2 separate regions of the Homo sapiens genome follow, and region 2 is linked to region 1. Evidence: read pairs that join two places in POLR2A ChIA-PET (ENCODE). Cell type or tissue: A673. All regions are shown on one strand. Each heading gives the region's core, and the rest is flanking DNA. Links, peaks and the distances in the headings are about the cores only.

Region 1 (2,925 bases), core at 334-2,833:
ATCAATAAATAATAATTTCAAGCATATATTGGCTTGTATAGTTGTATAATTTTTACTCATTATTCATAGTTATGATAATCAATAAACCACCATAAGAATGTCATATAGAAAGACTAAAGTATCTATAGATTATGTATAGATGATTATTCTAAATTAAATTTCAAAAACAATATGCTCAATTGATATAAAATTATAAATTGCTTTATTAACTCATATTTTTCATTTAAGTATTAATATCACCACACTCACTTTAAAACATACATATAGATTATTATGAAACTTTGAATATCAAAGTACCATTTAGATTTCCTTATTATGCAAATACTGACTATAAAATACAGTTGACCCTTGAATGAAGTGGGTTTGAACTGCGCAAGTCCACCTACAGGCTGAAATTTTTCAACCAAATGTGGATTGAAAATACAGAATTCACAGGATACGAAACTTGCGCATACAGAGAGCCAACTTTTCCTTTATGTAGGTTTCACAGCACCCACTGTGGGACTTAACATATTTGTAGACTTGGGTCCTGGAACCACCCGCCCATGTATACTGAAGGATGACTGTAATATCATGTAAAATATAAAGTTCAGTAACCTATAAAATTGCAGTTGTCTTCAATTTTTACCCATTTTTGTAATGGATTTAATATCACACTTTTATTTAACAAATTAAAGATAAGTCAATTTTAGTCTCTTTCAAAATGACTCTTAGTTGCAGTAACTCATTTTGGTTTACACATATTATGAGAACTTTTATGTTACTATGTTACCTAAGTTATTGTGCTTTCAAAAATTTCTCTAAATCAGAGAGGTAAAAAATTTTCTATAAATGTCTGTACTTCTACAATGATTCCTTCAAAAATACTGTTTTGATATATGGTTGCATCAATAAAAACACGTTAGGTTCATGTACCATTTATCAGGTAAGAACTGCAAAATATCAGTGGCTTAAAACAATAAGGTCATTTTCTTGCTTACACTAGCTGTTCATCATAAGTCATTTGAGGACTCCACCCCACATCTTTTCATCTCAGTACCCAAGATGATGGAGCAATCACCATCTCACATTTTACCAGTTATCATGGTAAATGGAAAGAGTAGTCTGGACAGTCTTGCACTGGTAATTAAATGCTCTGGCCTGTAAAAACATTATTTTACTTCTGCTCACAACTAAGCATAATTATCTGAGAAAGTTTACCCTTCAAAAAGTTTAAATCTTTACAATTTCAAAAAAAAAATGTTTACCTCACTAAGAAGGCCATGAAGATAGGTTACATAATGTTCACTAAAGACGAAGAGCATTCCAGGTTCCTTTTTGTATTAAATGACTATCAAATCATAACAATCAGTTCTTGCCAAATCTGCTAAACATATAACCAGGATAATGTTAAGTACTCTTTCAAAACTGCAAATTTGACCACATCACTTGCTTAAAATCCTCTAATCTTCTCAGCATGGCGCTCCATGAAATGATCCCTGACTGCCTTTCTGTCAACTCTGAATACTCAATAAAATTTACAAAATGCTCCAAGGGAGACAAAACTAATAAATATGCTGCACGCAGGCTTTCCTGCCTTTTCACATGTCAGAATGCTTTCTCTGCCACCTCCACTTGAAAGCTTCCTCTTCCTTCAACTAAGCTTAAGCCTATCGCCACTGTGAAGCTTTTCTTGACTCTGATTACAACACCCAAAGGATTTTGTACTCCCTCAACACTGATTCCAGATCTGCACTGTGACTGTTCGTTGACTACCCAGTTATGAGCTTCTCAAAGGCAGACACTATTATTTACAAATATGAGTCCCTGGTATGAGACATTTAGTGGCTAACAAATGTCTAGAAAATGACTAAAGTTCCACAGTGCCAAAGAATGGTCTTAAAGAACAGCAGTATGTTTTAGAAATGAAGAATACCTGTTCTGACTGTCCATGGAGAGATAACTGCAAAAGTAAGTTTGCTTAACAAATTCCTTTTAGTATCTAAATGCTAGAGCTAATTTTGTTGGTGGCAATTCTAATAAATTAACTTAAAGTTATAGGACATTGAACTAATTTTTCTTTCATTCATTCCCCAGACTTTTATTTATTCAACTCAGATGTACCAAATGCCAGGATCTATGAGAAATTCTAAGAATGGCATTCATGTTAGTGGAGCTGTTGTCATCATTATACATATTGGACTGTCAAATTATGCCCCCAGTTAATTGACAAGATAGACTCCTTGTGGCTCAAAGGTAAAAGCAGAACCAAGAGGCAATGACAGGGTAAGGGAGCAATTATACCCTGTGTCCTTAAAAGTGTTGCAAAACCTGTTTTTCTGCCACCAAGTCAAAGAACAGTTCCTTTTGGTGATCATTTGGAAATTCCCCAAATGATCACCAAAAGACCACCTGGTGCCAACTGACCAACCACCTGGAAACAACCAACTAAGACACACTGGTGATTTGGGGATTAAAGGTCATCTAATCAAGACTTTATTCCTTACTTCCTTGACCCCACCTCCCCTGTCCTACAATTTTTGCCTTTATAATTTCTAACTCTCCAACCCCCAACTAGGACCTCATTTTCATTTTACACCACAGGCTGCATATCCCCAACCTACTATTGTTTTCTATAGAAAAATAAAGCTGTCCTTTTTTCCTCCATGGATCTCATGGTCTTTTGTTACATGACAAAAATAGGCTGTTTAATATTTTACTCATCTAAATTTTTAATATCTGATGTTCACTTTGACCATCAACATAACAAGAAAATACTGTACAGCATAATTTTATATTAACACAATTCACTGTAGTTATTAAAAAGTTTGAACAATGATTATCCACTAGCCATAAAACTCTCAACAGTTTAATAGCAAATAAACAAAGGAAGGTATCACACTTGGCAAATACAAAATGACTATTTGTCCATTGTGTCTGTGCAAC
Region 2 (2,925 bases), core at 288-2,787, 410 kb before region 1:
TTGCAAAGCCTAAAATAGTCACTATTTGGCCTTTAAAAAAGACGACTGTGGATCCCTGTTCTATACTCTTTTTCTTTTTTGCTTACCTAACTATACCCCAACAATAAATATAATGAAGTAGGATAAAAAGAGGCTGAAAAATCCTCTAACAAAAAAATCCCAATTGCTTTGATGAAGTAGTTTATTTATCGTTGTAACCACAATACAAATGGTAGCTAGCTGTTCCTACCTCAGTATCCTAAGAATGGCCTCTCCCTCCCTCAAAAAGTCTACATGTTCTCACCTAGTATCGGTAGCATTACAGATAGTTAGGTGTCTGTAACAGAATCTGTTGTTGCCGGGCCAGGAAGCCAAGTAACCCAAGGCCAGAGGTAGTGGCTATTTAGGTCACCATCAAATCTATGATGGCCTCATTATGTGTCCCACTGAATGTCAAAGAAATAGAATACTTCATGTTTTAAAGATTTTAAAGTACTTAAGTAATGTACATACAGTGTATAAGTTTAAAAGTTTCTAGACTAAGATTCCTGGTTTGACCAATTTCTAACCAAGAAATCACTAGGGTTTTCTTAATGTATTACAGAATATGGTTAAATTCAGAATAAAATATTTTAGCCTACATACATCTATAGCTCTAAAAAGTAAAAAATAGGAAAATTGGCTGCTAAGTACTCTAATATTATCAATAATGAAGACTTTCCGAGCAAGGAAATAAAAAACACAATCATAACAGTGAAGTAGAATGTTGTCTGTGGTACAGACTCTTTCCAAAGAACAAGGGCATGGGGCATCCTAATGGTTAATAGTTCATTTAAGACTGGGCATGACCAGCCTGCCCAACATGGCGAAACCCCGTCGCCACTAAAAGTACAAAAATCAGCCAGGTGTGGAGGCATGCACCTGTGGTCCCAGCTGCTTGGGAGGCTGAGGCAGGAGAATCATTTGAACCCGGGAGGTGGAGGTTGCAGTGAGCTGAGATTGCACCACTGCACACCAGCCTGGGAGAAAAAAAAAAAAGACTGGGCATGAATAGTTTTAGAGAAAGAAAAATAAAAATTTATGTTGGCAAAAGACTATTAAAATAAAATATTAAGTTAAAACCATCACACAAACTTAAATAAGTTTCCCATGATTCAAATTATCCTCCAGAGAAAAAGGGACAATCATCAGCTCCACTTGCTTGCTTTTTTTTTTTTTTTTTTAAATTAACCTGGTCTGGCTTGATGTTAAGAGAAAGAAACAGAGACCAGGAAAGACCCCTTTGGGGTATCTGTGAGGAAGCGAAAGCTTTCTAGAGACTATAAACTAGCTTAATTAACTACACTTAACTAGAAGGAATTTAGACTTATCAAAAGAATTTTTGAATCAGATTTTAGATCAATCTAAGTCATCAAGCCAAGTCTTCTATTGTTTTGATTTTATTTTTGAGTATTCATTACCAAAATCATTAGTTCACATAAAATTTGCCAGTTCTTATTGAGCCAAAAATAGGCAAAAATTTAACCCTTTTTAGTATAACAAACAACCACTATTGTGTTTGAAACAGATGTTTTAACCAAAGGATTATCATCAAAAGACATCATCCTTAGTTATTAGCATACTGTTTAATATTCATCACAACTTGTTTTAAAGAACAAAAATGTGTTAACATTTAAGCCTGAAGGGCTATGAATATACTATATACTGTACTTGATGCAGTTTGTTTATGCAATTTTCTGACAGATACAATTAATCTTGTGAAAATGACTGGGGTACAGCATAGTAGCAAATTATCTTTTCCAAACACATATTTTTCCTCTGGTAAAACCCTCTAATACTGACAATGATAGAAGTATATGGAAAGAACTTCAGAAGTTAATTATTTAAAAGAAGAAATTAGAAGTTACTAAATGAATAAATCTTGGTTATATGGTAGAAACAAGGGTTAAAATGTTTTACTTGTAAGTAAGAATGAAATAAATTAGTCTGTACCTCCAACAAATGCATCTCCAGCTCCATTGGTATCAATAATTTCTTTCTGGTCTTGATCCAAGACAGCAAAAGCAGTGACTTCACTTTCTGCAATTAGAGCCAAAGAAAGGCAGAATGACTTCTCTTTGTAACACTCAATACAAGCTCACCCAGTAACATCTGAAGCTCCTTCATCACTCATCATTCAAAGAGAGACAGGACATAAGCTCCATATTCTGTACAGGGGCACTTGGGAACTAAGGTGCAAAATCATCTGCAAGTAATACTTTTTTGGTAACTTTCAGCATACAGATGCTGCTGTATACGTCTTATGAGAGTTATACCTAGGTAGTTCACACTTTTTTTTGGAGTGACTACAAATGGTAGCAGTACCTTTCTGGACAGTGCAAATGAACAGAAGCCATAAACTAAAGGAAGTGTTGGTATGGATTGGATCATGGGTTTCTAAAAAAGCTTCGAGCCTGACTATATTCCTGGCAGTGAAATGTTGGATACAGTTAAAGAGTTGTAAATTTAAAAAAATATAAATAATGAATATTGGGTGTTTCTTTATAGAAAATCACAATGGCACAATAAAAACATTACTATTATTCTGTTAAAATACTTCTTCCCAATGTCAAGAATTTTTTATTTTAGTTGGTTTACTAAAAATAACCTAATCTGGTTATGTTTTGCAAAGAAGTCACTATCTGTCAACTGGCAAAAGGGAAAGCTACAACTGAATGCATGGGCAGAACAAAAGGGACAGTGCAACGGGATTTTGCCCTAGAGTAGTCTGGACCAGGGCTTACTTGTTTTGACTACAGAGTAACCTAATTTAGTACTTTAAACATGGCACATGACAGTGGAATGGACTTATCTGTCATGAAATCTGGCTTACAAGATACATCTGCAAACGATTGGACAGTGCTTCTTATTGGGGGCTGGAACTTCTGAAATCATAAATTTGCATCC

Evidence for each region. Peaks named below come from ENCODE experiments on the same cell type or tissue, not always from the same donor. Only the 100,000 strongest peaks of a DNase experiment are listed, where the experiment ranks them.
Region 2: POLR2A ChIA-PET joins it to region 1 with 5 read pairs; 2 of 35 experiments call an interaction of 5 or more read pairs at or near these places.

What each region holds. Positions count from the first base shown.
Region 1 is chr10:74,254,789-74,257,713 of GRCh38, reverse strand. The region is part of intron 3 of ADK (adenosine kinase); the gene reads right to left. It overlaps LOC124902456 (a long non-coding RNA gene), which reads right to left. Exons shown (of 2, transcript XR_007062198.1): 2 at 2,837-2,925. Among named protein-coding and RNA genes, the nearest start is that of ADK, 110 kb to the right of the region's middle. In A673, for the core only: no CTCF peak of the experiment used is centred there; DNase peaks (open chromatin) are centred at 1,073 and 1,503; H3K27ac peaks cover 1,049 bases.
Region 2 is chr10:74,669,316-74,672,240 of GRCh38, reverse strand. It overlaps ADK (adenosine kinase), which reads right to left. Exons shown (of 11, transcript NM_006721.4): 10 at 1,972-2,058. Among named protein-coding and RNA genes, the nearest start is that of ADK-AS1, 140 kb to the right of the region's middle. In A673, for the core only: no CTCF peak of the experiment used is centred there; no DNase peak of the experiment used is centred there.